Regions from separate parts of the Homo sapiens genome. Here region 2 is linked to region 1. The links are chromatin loops, found by intact Hi-C in ENCODE. Cell type or tissue: natural killer cell. All regions are shown on one strand. Links, peaks and the distances in the headings refer to the core of each region. The heading gives the core; the rest is flanking DNA. Region 1 has its middle 130 kb from the start of RADX. Region 2 overlaps RNF128 (ring finger protein 128).

What was found. A loop is a pair of places that touch in the nucleus more often than their neighbours do. Peaks named below come from ENCODE experiments on the same cell type or tissue, not always from the same donor. Only the 100,000 strongest peaks of a DNase experiment are listed, where the experiment ranks them.
Region 2: it touches region 1 in a loop (8-fold over the local background); 65 of 110 quality-filtered maps call a loop at or near these places.

The regions. Positions count from the first base shown.
Region 1 is chrX:106,473,764-106,491,871 of GRCh38, reverse strand. No RefSeq gene overlaps it. Among named protein-coding and RNA genes, the nearest start is that of RADX, 130 kb to the left of the region's middle. RefSeq lists an enhancer at 7,290-7,559. In natural killer cell, for the core only: a CTCF peak has its summit at 10,404 (motif pointing left); DNase peaks (open chromatin) are centred at 7,421 and 10,381; H3K27ac peaks cover 761 bases.
Region 2 is chrX:106,788,458-106,796,457 of GRCh38, reverse strand. It overlaps RNF128 (ring finger protein 128), which reads right to left. Exons shown (of 7, transcript NM_194463.2): 5 at 6,176-6,272; 6 at 5,224-5,392; 7 at 1-878. The coding sequence ends at 745. Among named protein-coding and RNA genes, the nearest start is that of TBC1D8B, 10 kb to the left of the region's middle. In natural killer cell, for the core only: no CTCF peak of the experiment used is centred there; a DNase peak (open chromatin) is centred at 4,767.

The DNA.
Region 1 (18,108 bases), core at 5,856-13,855:
ATCATAATGACAGGATCACATTCACACATAACAATATTAACCTTAAATGTAAATGGGCTAAATGCTCCAATTAAAAGACACAGACTGGCAAATTAGATAAAGAGTCAAGACCCATCAGTATGCTGTATTCAGGAGACCCATCTCATGTGCAAAGACACACATAGGCTTAAAATAAAAGGATGGAGGAATATTTACCGAGCAAATGGAAAGCAAAAAAAAAAAAAAAAAAGCAGGAGTTGCAATCCTAATCTCTGATAAAACAGACTTTAAATCAACAAAGATCAAAAGAGACAAAGAAGACTATTACATAATGGTAAAGGGATCAATTCAACAAGAAGAGCTAACTATCCTAAATATATATGCACCCGACGCAGGAGCACCCAGATTCATAAAACAACTTCTTAGAGACCTACAAAGAGACTTAGACTCCCACACAATAATAATGGGAGACTTTAACACCCCACTGTCAATATTAGACAGATCAATGAGACAGAAAATTAACAAGGATATTCAGGACTTGAACACAGCTCTGGACCAAGCCGACCTAATAGACATCTACAGAACTCTCCACCTAAAATCAACAGAATATGCATTCTTCTCAGCACCTCATTGCACTTATTCTAAAATTGACCACATAATTGGAAGTAAAACACTCCTCAGCAAATGCAAAAGAAGGGAAATCATAACAAACAGTCTCTCAGACCACAGTGCAATCAAATTAGAACTCAGGATTAAGAAACTCACTCAAAACCACACAACTACATGGAAACTGAACAACCTGCTCCTGAATAACTACTGGGTAAATAACAAAATGAAGGCAGAAATAAAGATGTTATTTGAAACCAATAAGAATGAAGACACAATGTACCAGAATCTCTGGGACACATTTAAAGCAGTTTGTAGAGGGAAATGTATAGCACTAAATGCCCACAAGAGAAAGAGGAAAGATCTAAAATTGACACCCTAACATCACAATTAAAAGAACTAGAGAAGCAAGAGCAAACAAATTCAAAAGCTAGCAGAAGACAAGAAATAACTAAGATCAGAGCAGAACTGATGGAGATAGAGACACAAAAAACCCTTCAAAAAATCAGTGAATCCAGGAGCTGGCTTTTTGAAAAGATCAACAAAATAGATAGACAGCTAGCAAGAATAATAAAGAAGAAAAGAGAGAAGAATCAAATAGATGCTATAAAAAAAGATAAAGGGGATATCCCACCAATCCCACAGAAATACAAGCTACCGTAAGACAATACTATAAATGAGAAGTGAAGCCAGCTGCAGTTCCTGGGTTGAGTGACAACTTGGAGAACTTTTCTGTCTAGCTACAGGATTGTAAACACACCAATCAGCAATCTGTTTCTAGATAAAGGATTGTAAATGCACCAATCAGCACTCTGTAAAAACGCACCAATCAGTACTCTGTGTCTAGCTAAAGGATTGTAAATGCACCAATCAGCACTCTGTAAAAATGCTCCAATCAGTGCTCTGTGTCTAGCTAAATGATTGTAAATGCACCAATCAGCGCTCTGTAAAATGGACCAATCAGCACTCTGTAAAATGGACCAGTCAGCACTCTGCAAAATGGACCAATCAGCAGGACGTGGGCAGGGACAAATAAGGGAATAAAAGCTGGCCACTCCAGCCAGCAGCAGCAACCCACTCAGGTCCCCTTCCATGCTGTGGAAGCTTTGTTTCTTCGTTCTTCACAATAAATCTTGCTGCTGCTCACTCTTTGGGTCCACACCACCTGGAAGAGCTGTGACACTCACTGCAAGGGTCTGCAGCTTCATTCCTGAAGTCAGTGAGAACACGAATGCACCAGGAGGAACAAACAACTCCAGACGCGCCACCTTTAAGAGCTGTAACACTCACTGCGAGGTCCATGGCTTCATTCTTGAAGTGAGACCAAGAACCCACTGGAAGGAATAAATTCCGGACACATAAACACCTCTATGCAAATAAACTAGAAAATCTAGAAGAAATGGATAAATTCCTCGACACATACACCCTCCCAAGTCTAAACCAAGAAGAAGTCCAATCCCTGAATAGACCAATAACAAGTTCTGAAATTGAGGCAGCAATTAATAGCCTACCAACCAAAAAAAGTCCAGGACCAGATGGATTCACAGCTGAATTCTACCAGAGGTACAAAGAGGAGCTGGTACCATTCCTTCTGAAACTATTCCAAACAACAGAAAAAGAGGGAATCCTCCCTAATTCATTTTATGAGGCCAGCATCATGCTGATACCAAAACCTGGCAGAGACACAACAAAAAAAGAAAATTTCAGGCCAATATCCCTGATGAACATCAGTGCAAAAATCCTCAATAAAATACTGGCAAACTGAATCCAGCAGCACATCAAAAAGCTTATCCACCATGATCAAGTGGGCTTCATCCCTGGGATGCAAGGCTGGTTCAACATATGCAAATCAATAAATGTAATCCATCACATAAACAGAGCCAATGATAAAAACCACATGATTATCTCAATAGATGCATAAAGGGCCTTCAACAAAATTCAATACCGCTTCTGCTAAAAACTCTCAACAAACTAGGTATCGAAGGAACGTATCTAAAAATAATAAACGCTATTTATGACAAACCCACAGCCAATATCATACTGAGTGGGCAAAAACTGGAAGCATTCCCTTTGCAAACAGGTAGAAGACAAGGATGCCCTCTCTCACTACTCCTGCGATTCAACATAGTATTGGAAGCTCTGGCCAGGGCAATCAGGCAAAAGAAAGAAACAAAGCATATTCAAATAGGAAGAGAGGAAGTCAAATTGTCTCTGCTTGCAGATGACATGATTCTACATTTAGAAAACCCCATCGTCTCAGCCCAAAATCTCTTAAGCTGATAAGCAACTTCAGCAAAATCTCAGGATACAAAATCAATGTGCAAAAATCACAAGCACTCCTATACACCAATAACAGACAAACAGAGAGCCAAATCATGAGTGAACTCCCATTCTCAATTGCTACTAAAGAGAATAAAATAGCTAGGAATACAACTTACAAGGGTTACGAAGGACCTCTTCAAGGAGAACTACAAACCACTGCTCAAGGAAATAAGAGAGGACACAAACAAATGGAAAAACATTCCATGCTCATGGATAGGAAGAATCAATATCATTAAAATGGCCTTACTGCCCAAAGTAATTTATAGATTCAATGTTATCCCCATCAAGCTACCACTGACTTTCTTCACAGAATTGGAAAAAACTACTTTAAACTTCATATGGAACCAAAAAAAGAGCCCACATAGCCAAGACAATCCTAAGCAAAAAGAACAAAGCTGGAGGCATCACACTACCTGATTTCAAACTATACTGCAAGGCTACAGTAGCCAAAACAGCATAGTACTGGTACCAAAACAGATATATAGACCAATGGAACAGAACGGAGGCCTCAGAAGTAGCACCACACATCTACCACCATTTGATCTTTGACAAACCTAACACACACAAGCAATGGGGAAAAGATTCCCTATTTAATAAATGGGGTTGGGAAAACTGACTAGCCATATGCAGAAAACTGAAACTGGACCCTTTCCGTACACCTTATACAAAAATCAACTCAAGATGGATTAAAGACTTAAATGTAAGACCTAAAACCATAAAAATCATAGAAAAAATCCTAGGCAATACCATTCAGGACATAAGTGTGGGCAAAGACTTCATCTCTAAAACACCAAAAGCAATGACAACAAAAGCCAAAATTGACAAATGGGATCTAATTAAACTAAAGAGCTTCTGCACAGCAAAAGAAACTATCATCAAAGTGAACAGACAACATACAGAATGAGAGAAAATTTTTGCAATCTATCCATCTGATAAATGGCTAATATCCAGAATCTACAAAGAACTTAAACAAATTTACAAGAAAAAAACCAAACAACCACATCAAAAAGTGGGCAAAGGATATGAACAGACACTTCTCCAAAGAAGACATTTATGCAGCCAAAAAACACATGAAAAAATGCCCATCATCACTGGCCATCAGAGAAATGCAAATCGAAACCACAATGAGATACCATCTCACACCATTTATAATGGCAATCATTAAAAAGTCAGGAAACAACAGGTGCTGGAGAGGATGTGGAGAAATAGGAACACTTTTACACTTTTGGTGGGACTGTAAACTAGTTCAACCATTGTGGAAGACAGTGTGGTGATTCCTCAAGGATCTAGAACCAGAAATACCATTTGACCCAGCCATCCCATTACTGGGTATATACCCAAAGGATTATAAATCATTCTACTATAAAGACACATGCACACATATGTTTATTGTGGCACTATTCACAATAGCAAAGACTTGGAACCAACCCAAATGCCCATCAGTGGTAGATTGTATAAAGAAAATGTGGCACATATACACTATGGAATACTATGCAGCCATAAAAAGAATGAGTTCATGTCCTTTGCAGAGACATGGATGAAGCTGGAAACCATCATTCTCAGCAAACGATCACAAGAAAAGAAAACCAAACACCGCATGTTCTCACTCATAAGTGAGAGCTGAACAATGAGAACACATGGACACAGCGAGGGGAACATCACACACCGTGGCCTGTTGTGGGGTGGGGGGAGTGGGGAGGGATAGCATTAGGAGAAATACCTAATATAAGTGACGGGTTGTTGGGTGCAGCAAACCACCATGGCACGTGTATACACATGTAACAAAACTGCATGCTCTGCACATGTACCCCAGAACTTAAAGTATAAGAAAGAAAGAAAGAAAGAAAGAAAGAAAGAAAGAAAGAAAGAAAGAAAGAAAGAAAGAAAGAAAGAAAGAAAGAAAAAGAAGGGAGGGAGGGAGGGAAGGAGGGAGAAAGACATACAATTTAAGAACATTTGCTCATCAAAATGCACCATTAAGAAAGAGAAAAGGCAGTCCATTGATGAGAGTATTTATTTGAAATAAATGTACTTACCACAGAATTTGTATGCAGAATATATGAAGAATTTCTACAAATCCATAAGAAAAGGCAGGCAACCCAGTGGAAAATGGGAAAAGATAAACAGGCCATTCAGAAAAAATGGCTAATATAAATGACTAATGAACAAATAAAAGGATTCTCAGCTTCATTATTCATCAGGATCAGGGAAATGAAAATTAATGCCATATGGTAATACTTTTACTCTCACACCTGAATAGATAAAATGAAAAATGATAGAAATATCATTTCTTTCTGAAGACATGAGCAACTGGAATTGTCAAAAACTGCTAGTGGAAGTGGAAATTGATACAACTACCTTGGAAATTTACATGGCAATATCTAATATGTATGAATTTATGCATAACCTATAATACAGCAAATTTTACTTCTAGGTATTTATCCAACAGAAGTATATGCATATGTTCACCAGAACACATGTATAAGATTGTTCATAGCATTACTATTTATTTATACTAGGCAACAATTTAAAAACTTCCCCATTTACAAAAAGTAAAATGATTAAATAAATTGTGTTGTATTCACACAATAAAATAGCACACAGCAATGAAAATGAACAGTCTATAACTACTCACAAAAACGAATGAATCTTACAAAAGAAATCAGTTACAAAATAGTATTATATGACTATTTTTATATAAAGCTCAAAAATAGACAAAACTAATCTATGATGATACAAGTCAGGTAAGTGTTCATTCTCAGGAGGCTTAATAATTTGAAGCAGCCATCAGTGGGGAGTCTGGTATGTGGCAATGTTCTGTTTTTCATTCTGAGAGCTATTACATAGATGTGTTCACACTGCAAAAATTCATAGAATTTTATGCTTATGGCTTGTTCACTTTTTTCCTGTAGATTATACTTCAGTAAAAATTAATAAAACAGAAATGAAAATAACAGACTCATCGACCCTAGGCCCTTGTAAAATCCAGAAGTCTTCTATACAGCTGTGCTTAAAGAGAGCCTCATCTGCAGCAGCAAGGAAGACTGTGCTGAAAATCAGGGCTGGGAGCTAATTGTAAGGGGGGTAGAGATTCAAAATGGCACTGGATATATAACTTGAAGAGGTCTCCTATGTCAAAATCAGGGACCTCATGAAAAACAGTAACCGTAAGACTTGGATTAGGGAGATTTGCATGGAAGAGCCTGAGAATCTTGAACTACCAGATTCCCCTTAATCTTTCAGATCAGCAGCAGTTCCCCTACACCTGCCCCTCTGACTTGCTAGAGGAGAGCAACCTCCTCAGACTTGGAGACCCTGAAAATACATTACCAACACAGGAGATTTACATAAGGGCACATTCAACATCTGCACTCTCATTGCAACCAAACCAATTAGCATTATAGGCAGAGCTGGGAAGTAAAGTCCCTGCTCTTGGAGGAAAGATGTTACAACCAAAAGAAATGGAAAACCTGGCTCAAATATACTGGCACAAACCCTGGGAACATATGTGGGAGTAGATCTTGAGGCTTTGAATGGGAATCAGGGAGAATAAAGGAGAATTACTGACATGACATGACACCCAGCAGAACCATTATATGATTACTCTCTCCTAGAAGAAAATGACTGGCTGGTTAACTGCTTGCTATAGAAAGGTGCTAAACCCTTGGCTCTGGTTGCTCAGCTGTGGTGCAACCCAGTGTTTATAGCCCACCTGCTCTTTCCAGGTTGCATAGTGGAAGTTGGAGACAGGTAAATTGGTGCTACCAGGCTGATATTCCTGCTGTTTGATGTGCTGTAAATAATAAATTGTTTTGCTCTGAGCCATTAAATGTTGTTGTCTTCTTTTGGCACTTGTGGAGTGTGGCAAACTGATATGCTTGCTTACTTAATCATTTCCTTTGGAGTCTAGCTACTCCATGCCATCCTATATGAATGAGTTTCTGCAAGGATTGGCATAGGAAGCAAGGTGCCAATATAGACAATGACTTTTTGAAAGAGAAAAGGCAGGGGACCTATGGGACAATTCAGGGATGTAAGGAAGCTCCCTGGGAGATAGGAGGGATTGTGTCTGCCCAAATAGTAAATTAAGGGGAAGGTAAATGGTCTGCTTTTTGAACATGAGGTGAGTTGATGAATAGACACTGAGTGTAAGAGGTCAGATTACAATAAACTATTCAAAAGGCATCCTCTTCTACAGAGTAGGGGACAAAGGAAACACCTCTGATTCCTGTCAAAGAGAAAAGCACAACTTTCCCCCATTTGAAAACCACGATTACTATTCCTGTAACTGCAATATAACCCCATGCAGAGTAGTAAGATGCACCCAAGAGGCAAAGGAGGGAAACCTGATAAAACTTCTGTCCAAAGAGTGGGGTGCTGTTAGAGATTCAGTTGGTGCGTCTCGTGCTGAAAGAAGAACGGTTATGCTTTACAGAGTGAATGGTAGCAAGCAGGCCTTCTCACATATGATTCATACAGACTCTTCAGTCAGGGCAGAATCATGTCACAAACCATGGCTTTGCTGGTTTCAATTTCTATTTCAATGACGATATTATGTTGAACCTGGGGAGAATACCAAGGAGGAAGTTGTTCAAAACATGATGGTTGTAGCTGCTCCAGAATGACTGTACCATGGGCAGAATGCTAATTTTGATAACGAGCCTTTCATCCAGAGAATGCCTGATAAGTGTTTATTCTCTGCCTCCCTAAAGTGAAAGTGGATGACTAACTTTGTTGTTAGTACCTCGAGACCCTGTGCAGGTGGCTATGATTGTAGGTTGAAAAATGCCTAAGAGAAAGACAGACCCATCCTCATCTAAGCAAAATTTCTGTAATCTGAGATAAAATAAAGAACAGTGGGAAAAAGAATAAATCCCCTACAAAGGAACCTAGCCATAAGTCAATATAGATTTGGCTGTAAAACAGAGTTTCTCAAAGAAGAGATTAATGGGTTGAGCACTGAAGCAACTGGGTCCAGATAGGAGCTATAGGCATAGGGAGAAGGGGCACAAACAGGCAGTTGTTTATCCGGTTGAAACTTAAAGTGCCTCAGTGGGGACAGATTTCTCCATGGAGATCAATATCTCTTTATAGGAGGAAGTAAGAAGCCATTTCTAGTTAGCTGGATAGAAATGTTGGTAGTCTGGGTACCCCATTTGTGGGTTCCGTCTTTATAGGAGGAAGCAAGAAGCCAGTTGGCTACCATAGAATGATAGTCAACTGGCTTCTCACTTCCTCATTATTATCCTATAGTAGCCAACTGGCTATCATTCCTTCAGCATTTCCACTGCTGGACCCTAAGCCCATGTATCGTGATCTGAAGAAGGGGGACTAAGCGTGAGGTCAAGGTCTTTCTGTCCCCAGTGGGGCCCAGAGGTCATATGCCTCTGCAAGGGTACAATGTGGCATGGGGTAAAGGTAGGAGATGAGAAATTTTGTGGCTTGTTTGGATACCAGTGCTTAAATAACTCTCTTATCAGATTCTGTTGAGGGACAAGTGCTACCAGTGAATTGGCTGAATTTGGCGATGTAGTGAAACAGAAAAGGGGATTAACTGTAACCATCTGGGTGTGGTCACTTAGACTCCCACTACTGCTGTTACTCTTACTGCTTGATGTATAATTGCTATTGCTGTTTTACATGCATTTACTGTGAGTACTCATAGAGTCTAAGAAGGGGGATTCTCCCACTTGTGAAAAAGAGCATCTTGCAATATGATGATAGTGAGAAGATTACACCAAAACCACCAACTAGACTTCCAGTTCTCTCCTGTATTACACTACACAAATAATATAGAATTCCAGGAGATGAGAAAGTAATCAAGGCCTTAATGAAGGACTTAAAGACAGTAGGAGTGTTGAAAGCTTTTATATCTTGACAATGGCCCTGAGTGTCTAGTGAAACAGGTGAATGGGAGGTGGAGGCTTATTGCCAGCTGAATTTAGCCATTGTCCCTGTAGCTCCCACACAATTACTATGCTATATCTGGAGAAGCTATATTTTCTTGGTGTTTGCCATCAGTGAGCGTGCAGATGTATGGAATAAGTTCTTTTTCCTTTCTTGGATAACTTGATTCCAATATATTGATGATATTGTGCTGGTAAGCCCCAGTAAAGAACAAGTGGTAATGGCTGTTTGCTGACTTGCATGAAAGCCAAGGGGTGGCTCATTACTCCTAATAAAATATAGAGACCAACCACCCAAGTCAAATTATTGAGAGCCATGTGGGCTAAGGCTCAAATATCAATCTCTAAGATATAAAAGGGAAAGTTACTTGCATTTTGACTCACCACTACCTAAAAAGGAGCCCAGAAGTTAATTTGACTGTTTGGATATTCGAGACATTATGTGCCTCATCCAGACAGTTTGTTGCACCTTATGTATGTGTTGAGCAGAAAATCTAGAAAATTTAACTGGTTATGGTAATAACAGGTAGGCTAGGGCAGTGACATGGGCCTGTAAAACCCCAAGGGTCCCTTGTAACTACAAGTATCTGCTACTGATGACTATGCTGTGTTGAGCTTCTACCAAAGAGAGACTGCTTCCACCTGTATGTGCCCGTCGAGTTCCCTGACCAGGCCACCCATCACACTCCATTTGGGAAATAACTAACTGGCCTTCTAATGGGAAGTTGTGGAGAATGAGAACCTTATTCTGGAATGCCAGGTAACATTTTGCCCAGACACCTCCATCTTGGGTTTGTTCATTCAGATGCTTACAATAAAGTCAGAAAGGCCCAACAGTCTTCTTTTATTAAATGGAAATATTATATTTAAGAGAGAGGCAGATCTGGTCCCACAACTGTGTCCTCCATATACAAAAAGGTTACATACCTTTAGAGGCTTTTGAACCTCCCCTTGCTCATTCACAAGGGAAGCCTTTTGCTATCTGGTGATCACACTTCCAAATCCCCAAGGATGATTGACCTTGGATTACTGATGGCTTAGCTGAAGTAAAAGCTAATGGTCTCACTGGGTATTGGCAGTAATTAAGCCCCAAGGACAGCCCTGGAAGACCTCCTGCAGTGAGGGCCAGTCAGCACAATTGGCTGATTTGAATACTGCCATCCTTGTCCTATATAATACTCATAGAGAAATGGCATATTGTATTTTCACTGACACTTGGGTTAGTGTCAGTGAAAACAGCTCAGCTGTCTGTTTGAATTCATGGAGAATGACTACTGGTATATAAAAGGCACCCCTCTATTGGGCCAGGAACTCTGGAAAGCTATATCTGCAGCCAGACAGAACATTTATGTAATCCATGTGAATGCCAAAGGAAAGCATCCATACTCAGAAAAGCCTAAATCAAACAATGTGGCCAATTGCATGTGCATAGCAATGCTATCTGTATTCATCATAGGACTGGGCAAGTGACTATTCCACCATAATCCAATGGGCTTAAAAGAATTCCATCTGTGTCATCTGTCAGTAGGTGACACAACTTTGAGCCTTGACCATTCCTGAGGGTCTACTTCCATTCTCTGCTGCCACCTTGTGGCTATTTCTGGTATCTAACAGCCATTGAAATCTATTCCAGTTGGAAGAGCCTGCTACGGAACTGAAATTGATTGGACATTTTATAGGAATTGATACAGATGTTGTCCTCAAAAGCTACAAAGCAGTGGTCTGCAAAATAAAATGTGTTGGAAACCTCAAAAAAAAAGAGAAATCTATTCCAGCTATGAAGTTGCCATTCCTGTGTGAGTTGCAGATTCTGGGAATACCATGGTAATACTTGAGTCTGAGTTCTACTGTTTCTGCCACTTACAGTCTTCCAAAGCACAGTGTTCAAGCTTAAGGAGACCCAACAGTGCACTGATGGGGATGTCATTCGCCATGCATCCCATGCCCCTTTTCATGCTCAGGCTGCTGGCATCATCAAGAGGTGGAGTAAATTTTCAAAACCTTGACTGTAAAATATTTCTAGGCAAGCTATGTTGCCAGAATTGTGGACTACACATCATAGTCAGACTGTATGGTTATTATCTGAGGCTTCTCTCTGTAAGAAATATTTATCTTTGAATGGTTGTGTGAATGTCAAGAGAGAAGGGGTCAGAGAACAAGGAGACCAGCCTTCTAGATCAGGGATTCTACACTGACAATCTCCAACCATTCCTCTTTTTTTCACCTTAGACAACAAAGTGAGATAGACTCCAACCTATTGTTCCTGCTATCACCTAGCTTCTGTCATTGGGCATGGGATGTCACAGATCACAAGGATAATGATCCGTTGGTAGAATTTCTGAAGCTTGGATTTACCACTGCAGTGGCTCACTCAAGCAGCAATAGATGATACTAGATCATTGAATAGATAATAATATATCACTGAAATTCCTACTATTGTACCATAGCCCACATAACCCCTGGCACATCTGGATGGGTCTGGGAGCAAGTGGGAGATGGATGGGTGAATAGACAAGGTACTGACTACTGGATTAGGACCAACAGATTGTGTGGCCATGGAGGGAGAGCAACAACCTCATCGCCTGGGGGAAAGTAACAACCTCAGTATATGCGGTCTTTAGACCTTGGAAGGTATGGGAATGGGGGAAGCAATCAATGTTCTATGTCCCCTGGATTCAGTACTACTGCTTGGCAAACATCTCCATGGTCCATCTGAGTGAAGTGGTAGCCGCAGCTGACTAACTCACATTGAGGTCCATCTTTCTCATCCACATGCTAAAAAGCTGAAAATCTCCCATAGCCACGGCTATCAAACTTGGATCCCTTCATGCATGTACAAACACTCTGACCAGTGCAATCTTGTTTATGTGTGACCGGTACTAATCCACATGATTCTTCTGACACACCAATGGCCTATGCCATGTATGGCTATCAAAACTGTGTCTACTCAGTGACGTCACCCATGTGATTTTACCAAAACAATACAAAACCAAGTATAAGAAGCCTCTTCAGGTTATATGCTTGTATGTATTAGAGAGGGGGCCACAGAACATTTCCACTGGGGGTAGTGGTGATTTTTTAGCTCATGTATGGCTCCCAGTAATCACTGAAGGTGATACCACCCATTTTATCCCTTGTTGGAACACTGGATAAAGAGGGCTGTCCTAGCTGGGGGGTACTTTTACTCCTGGTTCTATGCCCCGGCATCAGTGTCCATGCCCCAGAGACAATGATCAGGTACCAATCATTATCTTTAGCAACCATAGCCAATGAGATGCCACAAACTCTATAACATCAGCTAATCAGTCTAAACTTTTTTGTATAGGTTTTAATGAATAATAGACTGGCCTTAGACTACATTCAGGCTCACCAGGGAGTAGTATTTATGTTCATCAGCATCTCCTTTGTGTTTGTCTTCATTCTATTGTTCAGGTAAAGCAGCTCAGCTAATGTATCAGCTCAGGTGCAACACTTTGAGCAGCTAGGGCACTTTCCTCCAGGATCTGAAATAAAAACTGATATTTGATGCTGTGGCCTCCAAATCTAGAGTATGTGAATCTGGGAACCAAGGAGTAAAACATCAGACTGGCTCTTTATATATGTGTGTGTATATATATTACTTTAAGTTCTAGGGTACGTGTGCACAACGTGCAGGTTTGTTACATATGTATACATGTGCCATGTTGGTGTGCCGCACCCATTAACTCGTCATTTACATTAGGTATATCTCCTAATGCTATCCCTCCCCCCTCCCCTCACCCCACAACAGGCCCCAGTGTGTGATGTTCCCCTTCCTGGGTCCAAGTGTTCTCATTGTTCAGTTCCCACCTATGAGTGAGAACATGCGGTGTTTGGTTTTTTGTCCTTGCGATAGTTTGCTGAGAATGATGGTTTCCAGCTTCATCCATGTCCCTACAAAGGACATGAACTCATCCCTTTTATGGCTGCGAAGCATTCCATGGTGTATATGTACCACATTTTCTTAATCCAGTCTATCATTGTTGGACATTTGGGTTGGTTCCAAGTCTTTGCTATTGTGAGTAGTGCCGCAATAAACATACGTGGCCATGTGTCTTTATAGCAGCATGATACAAAGGAGTCTGATTCCATTTTTGAATATTTGAATGCTGAGAGCTTTTAAACCTCAACCCCCCTTCTTCCCCTCCACCCCATATCTGGGCAAACTGATAAAAAGTCCTGGGTAATTTCTCCTTGGGCACTAGCAGGAGGTTCAAACCATGCAAGTCCATACTTGTGCAATTGGAACCCTCATCATGACCCCTCTCCCTAACCACAACAAAAACCTGAAGTCAGTCTTCTTTTTCCACTTTCTCAAGCCATTTTCAGATCATCGTGGGAAGCCTGCCCTTCTCTCCTCTGAAAGCATTTATTATGTAAGTAATAAATCATACCTTCTTGCTTTGTGTAAGATGTTATCAGTCTTGACATCTGAATTAAATTTTAGGTGGGGATTGTAGGGAGAATTCTTACCCAGCGTAATGCCTACGTGGTGTAGGTAAATTTCTACCTTGCCTTAAACTCTGCTTATCTTTAAGACACAGAATGCCTGAGGTCAGAAGTTCCCTTTTGTGACCAAATGGGCTAAGACGGTGGGATCCAAGATGGAAGCTCAACCTCTGAAGAACCTCTAGGTTCATTATAGTCTAATTTCCATGCTAAATAACACACCCACCAACATCATGACCATTGACAGTCTTCATGACAACAACTGGAAGAAACCATAGAAGGACAAAACAGAAGGTGGTACTCCGGTTTTGAGAAGTTTTCTGCCCATTACCGGAAAAGACATGAATATTCCTCCCCTTGCTTTTAATGCCCAACCCATTCATTAAAGATATCCTATATCTGTGTTTTCCCAGCTCTCATGAGTGAACTGAGAAGTTGATTTGTGAGCCACACTCCTGCTTCTCAATTTCATGGCCATCAAACAAGACTGCACTGCTCGAGGCTTTCTTTTGGTTTTGCGTATTGGCTTCACAACACTTAGTAGGAAAAGATCCAATTTTGGGGGGGACCAGCTTTATCAGTAACAAATTGGCTCACACAATCACAAAGGCAAAGTCCTGTGATAGGTTTTCTACAAGATGGAGTGTGAAAGATCCCACCAGCCTGGGTCCTAGAGAATACAGTAGTGTGGCTCAGTCCAAGTTTGAAAGCTCAAAACCAGGGAAGCTGACAGTGAAGACTTTAATCTGAGGCTGAAGGGCTGAAAGCCTCTAGGAGGCTGCTGGTGCAGGTCCCAAAGTCCAAAGGCCGAAGAACCTGAAGTCTGATATCCAAAGGCAGTAGAGGGGAAAGGACATCCTGCTGTAGAAGAGAGAGAGAGCATGAAAAAGAAAACTAAACAAGCTGAATATCTCCCTTCTTCTGGATACTTTGTTCTAGGTCTAACCCCAGATTAGTGCCCATCCACATTGAGAGCATGTCTTCCTCTCTCAGTTCATTGACTCACATGTCAATCTTTTCTGGAAACACCCTCATAGACACAACCAGAAACAATGCTTCACCAACCATCTAGACATCTCTCAATCTAATCAAGTTGACATCTAAAATTAACTGTTACAGGGGTCCATCCTTTCTTTGTAAAGAGGCTACAACAGCTCTTCTCACCATCATTCTCCATAGCACATTTGCACAATGTGTACTTCCTATCCCTGAAACTTTAAGGTCTGCCATATTAGATATCCTGTGTCCCAAGAGAGACTGCTTCCAGTAAGAGACACAGGTTGGTTTCTATTAAACTTGAGGCTACAACCACTACCTGGTCACTTCAATTTCCTCATGGCAATGGATCAGCAGGCAAAGAAAGGAGTTTATATATCAATAGGGAAAATCAACCGTGATTATCACTGTTGGGGTTCAGAAACCGATACCCCAAAATACGGCACTTTGACATGCTGAACTGAAAAAACATCTAGATCTCTCTGACCATCCTCCTCCCTACTGTCTCTCAATCTTCTGTCTCTCCCAAAGCACAGATAGAGTTCTCTGAAGTTTCTTTTCCTGCCTGAAGTGTGGACCCACCAAAGAGAACCACACCTGAACAAACCCTTTCACATGGTAATATCTGTCACACTCATTCAAATTCCCAAGAAAACTATTTACAAGTTAATCTCTGTCCCAAGATCTATTCATTCTCCCTAGTAATCATTTATTGCCCCTCAACAGAATCTCTCTTCTTCCCCCTCCTATAACCTGTTCTGCCACAATAACCTGTTTTGCCAGAATCCAAGCCCCCATTCTTTCTGCAATTTCATGATGGTATATAAGCTTCTACGCCCCATTGGGGTATGAGGCAATTACTCTGTGATTCTTCTTGTGTATGTGTTAATAAATGTGTATGCCTTTTCTCCAATTAATCTGCCTTAGAGGGCACAGAGGTAGATTTTCTTTTGGCCTCTGCACCATGCACAGATAAAGGTTGTTGCTGCATAATGGGGATAGGGAGGAATATGTCTGAAATCCAGAGGATTCATCTGGCATTCTGTTTACAGAAAAACCAAACTCTGTAAAATATTTTAAAGAGGTTTATTTTGAGCCAATATGAGTGATTGCGGTTCAGGGAAAACACTAACACAAAAAGCCTTGAGTAAGTGGTCCTGAGGAAGCCAGGCTACGGTTTGTTTATTATTTTTTTATTTTTTTGCTGATAGTAAATAGAATGCCATACAGTTTGGTTTTATACATTCCAGGGAGGCAGGAATTACATGCAAAAACATAAATCAATACATGGAAGGTAGACATTGGTTCGACAAGATATCTTGAAGCACAGGGTTGAGGGAGAGTGGAGCTTACAGATTATAGGTGAATTTGGAGATTATTTAATTTCCAATTGGTTAAAGGAGTAAGGCTCTGTCTAAAACTTGAGGTCAGAAGAAAGAAAAGTTCAAGTTAAGATAAGGATGCTATATCAGAGCCAATCACAATATACTGGGTCAAAATGACCTCTTTAGCAAGATTGATGGCCTGCAGGCATGACTTAACCCTTGCCTGGCATGGTCCTAGGTTTTGTTTATAATTTGGTGTCTTATTGCCACAAGGTTCTGTTTTGTCAGTCGTATTATCTCTATTTTAACATTCTGCAGGTTGGTTGCTGTCTAAACTACAAAAGGGAAGGGGCATCATGAGGCATGTTTGACCTCCCGTCTTGTCATGGCGGGGAACTCAGTTTTTAAGGTTTCCCTGGGTTCCCCCTGGCCAAGAGGGGGTCTGTTCAGTTAATGGGGTGGGCTTAGAATTTTATTTCTAGTTTACAATTCTTTTGGTGCTTCTGTGCTCACTGACAATGGTAAATGGAATCAGTATAAAATAGTTGTTGATTGCTTCATAATTTTAAGATCATTTACACTTGATGTATTAACTAAATGGGGCTAAATACGACAAAGTGTCCTGTACTATTGTCTCAGAAATCATTCTAGGAAGCTTGTCCTTTTACTCTTTGTCATGGTTAGTCCTGGTCCTTTAAAAACTATCTCTCTATCCTTATTCACTCTTTGGAGACTGCAGGTGGATTTAGCAACATTCATTCTTTAATCACCTTCCCGTTTTTTTTTTTGTTTTGTTTTTTTTTTCGGAGTCTTGCTCTGCCACCCAGGCTTGAGTGCAGTGGTGTGATCTCTGCCTTCCAGGTTCAAGCAATTCTCCTGTCTCAGCCTCCCGAGTAGCTGGGATTACAGTGGCATACCGCCACGCCCGGCTATTTTCCTGTTTTTTTTTTTTTTTTTTTTTTTTATTATACTCTAAGTTTTAGGGTACATGTGCACATTGTGCAGGTTAGTTACATATGTATACATGTGCCATGCTGGTGCGCTGCACCCACTAATGTGTCATCTAGCATTAGGTATATCTCCCAATGCTATCCCTCCCCCCTCCCCCGACCCCACCACAGTCCCCAGAGTGTGATATTCCCCTTCCTGTGTCCATGTGTTCTCATTGTTCAATTCCCACCTATGAGTGAGAATATGCGGTGTTTGGTTTTTTGTTCTTGCGATAGTTTACTGAGAATGATGGTTTCCAATTTCATCCATGTCCCTACAAAGGATATGAACTCATCATTTTTTATGGCTGCATAGTATTCCATGGTGTATATGTGCCACATTTTCTTAATCCAGTCTATCATTGTTGGACATTTGGGTTGGTTCCAAGTCTTTGCTATTGTGAATAGTGCCGCAATAAACATACGTGTGCATGTGTCTTTATAGCAGCATGATTTATAGTCCTTTGGGTATATACCCAGTAATGGGATGGCTGGGTCAAATGGTATTTCTAGTTCTAGATCCCTGAGGAATCGCCACACTGACTTCCACAATGGTTGAACTAGTTTACAGTCCCACCAACAGTGTGAAAGTGTTCCTATTTCTCCACATCCTCTCCAGCACCTGTTGTTTCCTGACTTTTTAATGATTGCCATTCTAACTGGTGTGAGATGGTATCTCATAGTGGTTTTGATTTGCATTTCTCTGATGGCCAGTGATGATGAGCATTTCTTCATGTGTCTTTTGGCTGCATAAATGTCTTCTTTTGAGAAGTGTCTGTTCATGTCCTTCGCCCACTTTTTGATGGGGTTGTTTGTTTTTTTCTTGTAAATTTGTTTGAGTTCATTGTAGATTCTGGATATTAGCCCTTTGTCAGATGAGTAGGTTGCAAAAATTTTCTCCCATGTTGTAGGTTGCCTGTTCACTCTGATGGTAGTTTCTTCTGCTGTGCAGAAGCTCTTTAGTTTAATTAGATCCCATTTGTCAATTTTGGCTTTTGTTGCCATTGCTTTTGGTGTTTTGGACATGAAGTCCTTGCCCACGCCTATGTCCTGAATGGTAATGCCTAGGTTTTCTTCTAGGGTTTTTATGGTTTTAGGTCTAATGTTTAAATCTTTAATCCATCTTGAATTGATTTTTGTATAAGGTGTAAGGAAGGGATCCAGTTTCAGCTTTCTACATATGGCTAGCCAGTTTTCCCAGCACCATTTATTAAATAGGGAATCCTTTCCCCATTGCTTGTTTTTCTCAGGTTTGTCAAAGATCAGATAGCTGTAGATATGCGGCATTATTTCTGAGGGCTCTGTTCTGTTCCATTGATCTATATCTCTGTTTTGGTACCAGTACCATGCTGTTTTGGTTACTGTAGCCTTGTAGTATAGTTTGAAGTCAGGTAGTGTGATGCCTCCAGCTTTGTTCTTTTGGCTTAGGATTGACTTGGCGATGCGGGCTCTTTTTTGGTTCCATATGAACTTTAAAGTAGTTTTTTCCAATTCTGTGAAGAAAGTCATTGGTAGCTT
Region 2 (8,000 bases), core at 1-8,000, 310 kb before region 1:
TATGATGATTCATATACTGAGCTTTTGAAAAATCCCACAAGTTTGAGAAATAGTTACACAGTATTTTTGTAAGGAATTTTTTGTCTAATCTTGTGTCAAGTTGATGTCACTAATATACCAATCAATTAAGTCCATAATCTCTGATAAACTATGGTTGACAAATCACATGAAGTACATTCAGCCTAATTTTAAAAATAAGAAAAAGTAAAAATGAATATTTTGCTTTAATCTTTTCTATTAACTTAAAGCAGCTTAAATAGACATTTCAAGAAGTACTCGCCTAAGTTTGCATTGCTTTTTACATTACAATTCCAGATCAATATAAGCACCTGGAGAAAAACCCTGACACATGTAGCCCAAGCTAAAGAAGTAGTATTTTTCATTAAGATACTATCATAAAATAAAGTGATTACAGCTACTCCACATTTTAAAAGCAACATGTTTTTATAAGAAAATTGTTATAAATGAAAAACGTGACTTCTTGAAGACAGTTTTGAATGTCTAAAAATGTTGTTATCACTACTGAGAGGAAACTTGCCTATGAAAAATATTATAATGAGTTTGTGGAAAAAAGTTAACAGGTTAAATATTTTAAGCCATTTAACTATAGCATAATATTAGTCATCTGAGCACTTTCAGTATCACTCTTATTTTATTAAATTTATCCAATTTATTAATAGAAACTAGGCCCTGATTGGCAGTTCTGTTATTACTAATGGTTCAAGTTTTCTATTTACACAGATTTTAAGATTTAATTTCTCGAACAGCAGTCTCTTGATTAGGAGTTTCGTCTTCTTCAAAGGTTGGGTTGTCAACATGAGGAATAACATCCACTGCCACAGAATTTGCTTCATGGTTTACCAGCTGTAGACTTTCATCTTTAAAAAGAAATAGCAATTTTAGGATGATTTTGCCCCTCTCCTCTTTTAAGACAAAATTCAACATTTACTTCCAAGAAGTCTTTCTTATTTAATTTCAACATACACTGATTACCATATTCATTCCCTGTACCTCTAATAATTATATGATTTATGCTATATCTTACATAAAGCACATATGGCATTATTATATTGATTTATAATTGCTTTTTTGATTCACGTACATGTGCTTATTTCTACCTAGATTATAGCCTCCTTAAGAGCAAAAATTATGTCTTCTACTTCTTCCTTACCTTAAATATAACAAGCTGTTAAATCTGGCTATACATTTCAATCACCTGGGCACTTAAAAAATTACCAGTGCTTCTTCATTCACATAAATATAGATAGACAGATTTAAAAAATCAACCAGGAAGTTGGAAGGATGCCCAAAATTGAATTGAATACAAACAGTAATAAATGAACTTAATTGTATTATAAATGAAATACATAACCATGTGAAGAGAATGGGGAAGAAAACAACTAAACTTAAATAACTTTGGAAAACAGTATTTTGACTCTAACCTGTAAGGCTAAAAACAAAAAGAACTGTACACTAGTTACTGACATTGTTTTACACAGGGGTATGTGTTAGCAATGCTGAAACTATTTTATGTATATTCTATAATTGAACAAATAAGTAAAAATACTGTGGATAAAAAGAATATTTCTCCTTTCACTGTCGGAGAAAGGAGTTACAAATAAATAAAGGGGGAGGCTAGAATGAACCCTGTAGTGTGGGATTGGAATCAGATGTATTAGTAGGGTCATTGTTTTTCAGATAGATAGATAAAATGACAGATAGAGAAATAATGTATATGTATGTGTATATTTGTGAGAGTAAATACATATATTTTCTAGTCTTGTTCACTAAAAGGGCCAATAGCAATGACACCCCGGTAGCAATAAGCATGCCCGTTGCTCAGATCCTGGTTTTGAAATACTATTCTCCAGTAAAAGGCCTCCTGAAGAAGTGGCTGATTCTAGGGCTAGGAGAGGGAAAGTACAAGGTTAACCTAGATTTTAGCCTAGGGGCCAGCAAACTCCAGCCTACAAACCATAGCTAAAAGTGCTTATCATGGTTGTAAAAGGTTGTAAAACAAACCAACAAAAACAAAAAAATAAGAGTATGAAAATGAAGACTTAAGGCCTTCAAAGCCTAACATATTTACTATGTGGCCCCTTACAGAAAAAGTTGGCTAATCCCAGACCTAGAACACCTTGTGTTACCAGAAAGTAAGAAAGTTGAAAGAACACAAAAACCAACTTGAACAAGTTCCCAATGACCAAATCTAGGATGATATGAGCAAGGGATAAACGATGAGAATGATATTATAGAATGAAAGAAACGTCTAGGATCCTATAGTACAATAAATAAATAACTCAATAAATAAATGGAGGAGAAGGAAGAGCTCTTCCTTATATTAGAAGTTTAATCAATAAATGTACAAAGAATGATGCAAACAGAAAATCACCATTTGGTAAATACTTCAATAATTACTGCAAGCAAGAAGCATCAATGATTGCTAAAAGTAGTGGGTAGAAGTATGATAAGTACCAGGACATTTGTGTAGTCTCCAAGTATCTCTCTATAAGATATTTAATAATTACAAAGGGAAAAATAGTAACTTTAAAGGGAGAAACCTGGCAGACACCACCTCAACCAAGTGGGCAAAGTTTGAATCATCACTAATAAGACACCAACATCACGTGCTTCCTGGTATGATATGGGGGCACTGAAAGGGGCACAACATCACTTCTGTAGTATTCTTGACAAAAATGGACAATAAATTTAATCACTCGGAAACAGCAGACTAGCCCAAATTGAGGGACACTCTAGAAAATAACTGACCAGTAATCTTCAGAAGTGTCAAGGTCATGAAAGACAAAGACTGAAGAAGTGTCACAGATTGGAGACTAAGGACACATGACAATTAAATGCAATGTGGGATCCTGGGACAGAAAAAGGACGTTAGTGGGCCAGTTGGTGAAATTTGAGTCAAGTTTATAGTTTTGATAATAACATTTTATCAGCAAATTTCCTGGTTTTGATAATTGTATATGGTTATATGTTAACATTTGGAGAAGCTGGGTGAATGGTATATGGGCATTCTTTGTATTATTTTTGAAACGTTTTTGTCAGTCAGTCTGAAATCATTTCAAATTAAAATAAAAAATACCTGTGCCCAGGCCCTGCACCTCATGTTAAATCACAGTTGCTCTGAGGTACAGTCCAAACATCAGCAAAGTTTAAAATCTCTCCAGGTGATTTTTATGTATAGCCAGGATTGACAGTAGGGCCCTTATTCAATGGTTCTCAAAATGTGGTCCCTGGACTAGTAGAATCAGTATCACCTGTGAACCTGTTAGAAACGAAAATTCCTAGGCATCACCCAAAACCCACTGAGTCAGAAACTCTGGTGGTGACCTTTCCGTTTTAATAAGCCCTCCAAGTGACTCAATGAATACTTAAGTTTGAAAACCAGTGCTCTAATAGAACTTAGCCCAATGATGTGACACACGACATGAACTATGTGTATTTACAAAGTTATGCAAATCAACTATCACCATAAGAATCAATGGCTAATACGCAAGATTCTTAAACTAGTAATATGTAATCCCAGACAAAATTAAATCTGGTTTAAGTGGTAATTCATTCAACATAAATTTGAGTATCTACTATGTGCTGGGTGCTGGATAGACAACAGTGAATATAAGACACTGTTCTTATCCAAAAGAACTTTAAAAGTTTTAATACAACTCAGTGTAGTAAGTGCAATGATCGAAGTTCTATGGAAGCCAACAGTAGGGCCATCACATCTAGTCAAGAGAGGCTTCTCAAAGAGGTGTCAGTCTTAAAGGAGAAACAGGAGTTATACTGGGCTCCCCTAACTTCTTGGGTAAGGAAGAATGGAAGGAATAGGCAAAGAGAAGATAGTGGCTCAAACTATGACTGTGGAATTAAGGTTGGAAATTAGGGGACAGAATTGAGAACACAGAAGGGGAAGTGGGAAGAATTTGGGATGTCCCTAGTTTCTGGTTTGGGGCGGTTGGGTGAGTATTACTATCATCCAAATTAAGAATACAGGAGGAGAAACATGGATCATTATTTCATTTGCTTTTCAAATCTCTGCAAAATCTGTTGTGCTTACCTTTTTCCCCCACCCCACCCCTACCCACAGAAGAACAGAACACAAAAAGAGTAGATTGGAATGTTGTTTTTTAAAAGACTAGCAATAAATTATCTCGTACACTCTCTTTTATCTTTACTGAATTCTATTACCACACAATTATGAGAGTACAAGATCATCTGGGGCAATCAGACAATGATTCTCTATTACAGGTAGAATAATCCACAGATTATTAAGATACTTATAACTAGTTTATATTCAAGGGAATGTCTGAAGATTAGATATAAGAAATACAAAGTTTGCCTTTGTGTGGTTATATTCATTGTGATATCTTCAGAAGTGGTATCTATGGCACTGATAAGCCTATAGAGGACAAAGGTTTATATAATAGGAAGCTGAAAGTTTCATAAGTCATCTTGACAATCAGTTTTTGTTTTACTTTTATACTAGAATTAAATTATCTCAAAATGAGGATTGAGAGAAGACTTTCAAACCAACAAAAACATGGAAAAGATTGAGGTAAAAGAAAGGGAAAATAATTTTTATAGGGGTTTTATCTTTATAGGGAAAAACAGAACTCCCTAAAATTTCTCATTTGGCATAAAATTACTAAGTTGCAATACAAATTCACATGAATTTTGAAAATGATATATTCAATTTTAGTTTCTAACAGTTTGTTCATTTCACGGTAAATAGTCAACAGGTGGCAGCACATACCATTCTTAAACAGTTTCCTACTTGCAAAACATGGGTTCCAGAGAAGTTGGGTATAAATCAAACTTTTATAAATTGAATTCTGTTTTATCATTTCAGAACTCCTTTATTTTAATTTCTGCTTTATCTGCAATAAACAATGGCTCCTAAAGTTTAAAGTTTCTCCTTACCCTCTGTAATTAGTTAATAAGCCAAGATTTAAATGCATCAGAGAGAAGCTTTCCAATAAATCTTTCTTTTGTAAATAATCCCCACTCTGATGCATTTCATCTATTTCAAATACATTTGAATATATGTATATTAAGGTAGGGGTGCATCCTTCACGGCATTATTTTAAGTAGAAAAAACCTGGATCATGATAATGGCTGAATGGAACAAACGCTAAAAAGCAAGAGTACTATACAGGCATATGATCTACAATGGATTGCAGGGCACTCGTTAACCTTTAGTATGATGCTTACTTGTTGACTGCACGTGTTCCTCCAGAGGCGGTTCATCTGTTCCCTGTACTGAAGCATATCCAGATGATGCGGTCTCGCTGCGATTATCCTCTTCATGGGAGGAGGCACTATTAGATATTTCATTGGATACAGGGACTTGTAAAGACACTGATCCATCTTCAACATCCACCTTTAAAGAACATGTAACAAATTAAAAGCCTCTCAGTGTACACGCTTTTCCTCGACATATCACTTCAAAGTTTCTTTATAGGTGACTCATTGGAGCAATATTTCTTAACCTTTTAAACCTATGATCCCTTTTGATGATCACAAGTCTCTTGTTAGCCCCAGTCAAAACAGAGTAACTGGGTCCACCAATGGGATGAAAGATGCTATAGGCGGAGTGCACTCTCATCTGGTATGTTCATTTGGGTGATACCAGCACTTCATAAAATAATGCTGGGTACAAGTTAGGCCCTAAAAAAACATCATGCTGTCCCCTATGGAACTTGAGAATCATTGTCATCTATGTACCTTCCCAAGTCAAGATTTGAGCTCGATTTTATGTTGTATCTTGAAAATAGGCCTTTTTTTCATTTACCAAATATAAAATTATAATTTAATATTTATTATGCTTTCTCAAATTATGTCTGCTTATTTAACTACAAGTTTGGTCACTATGCAATAGTAAAAGATTACAAAAACAGAAAGAGGGATGCCAAGTTGGTGGTTTATATGGTTATCATTTCAAATTCTGACCAAATAATGAGTCTATTTGGAAAGAGGGAGGAAGAAGGAAAATGGAGATGGCCCAAGATGGCACCTCATTGTCTATATGATATAAATATGTCTGGTTTTAGGTATAAACTATAAGTATGGTGTATTACATAGCGAAAAAATAAGGATGTTATTTTGTTATTTTCTCCAAAGCCCAGGCATATATTCTTCATATAAATAACATATTAATGTTTACCTCAATTCCCAAAGCTTTGAGTATGTCACATTTGCACATGGGGCAAGTCCTGTGTTCTAACAGCCATGGGTCAACACATGTCTTATGGAAAATATGGCTAATTCAGGAAAAAAACATAATTATCAGTTGTAAAGTAGCAACACTTTACCTAATATATATTAACAGATTACTTAGTGTAACTTTATTTAGTCTTTGAATGGATGCCTTTCCTTTTAAACACACTATTCATAAAATGAAGGAGTCACAGAAACAAAATTTGGAAATTCCATAATACGGTACTTTTAAATGTAAAAGCCTCATTACTCTAGCTCCAAAAAAAAATATTTTCAGTACTCATTTGAAAATGGCTAGGACACTACCTGACCTAAGACTTTGTTCATTATTTCAAATCTTAAACAGTTAGAATTCCCTAACTGATAAATGGTACAGTCATTCTCAATAATATAGTCCAATATAGTATTGAGTACAACAACACTGTACTGATGCTTTAGGCAATGTGATATGTTCCAAGAGCATCACTATTGTATTAAATAGCTAAAAGAAGTAGTGTTAAGAACAACCTTCAGGAGAGGGATAATTTAAAAAACTAAGGAATGAACACTTTCAAACAGATGCATGATTTCATTTTATTTTTTTCTTGATGGATTAGAATAAATTTAACATTAATCCAGTACTGTCCTTATATTTACATGTGTAACTATATATACTACATATTATAATATTATATAGTATATATTATATATAATGTATATAGTGTATAATGTATATAATATATACACTATATTATATATAGTGTATAATGTATATAATATATACACTATATTATATAGTGTATAATGTATATAATATATACTATATATTATGTAGAGTATATATATTATATAATGTACATATATATACATAAATATATAATATACATATATACATAATATAATATAAATACACATAAATATAAGGATAGTACTGGATTAATTTTAAATTTATTCTAATCTATCAAGAAAAAATAAAATGAAATCAAGTTATGAGCATCTATTTGGAAGTGTTCACTCCTTAGTTGGAATTTATATATATGTATTATATATATACAATTTACATATATGTATAATATATACACAATTTATATATATGTAGTATATATACACTATATACTATATAGTATATAGTATATATAGTATATAGTATATATATACTATATACTATATAGTATATATACACTATTGTATACTATATAATAGATAATATATGGTATATTATCTCACTATATAGTATATATACTCAGTATATAGTATATATACTGTACATATAGTATATATATGTACATGTACATATACATATATTATATACTATACACTATATAGTATATATACTCAGTATATAGTATATAATGTATAATATATAATATATTATACATTATATAATATATAATATATAATACATATTATATGTAGTATATATAATTATATATTATAGTATATACAGTATATATAATTATATAAAATATGTATTATATATAGTATATATATTATATAGTATACTATGTATATTATATACTATATTTAAAATATACTATATATAAAATATATTTATATATAACTATATATTATATACTATATTATATAGTATATATAATTATATATTATATACTATATTATATAGTATATATAATATAGAGTATATGTATTATACATAATATACTATGTAAGATATATACTATATAATATATAAATATATTATTATATTTAATATATAATACATATTATATATATTATAATTATAATTATATAATTATAATTATAATATATAATTACAATTATAATAATATTAT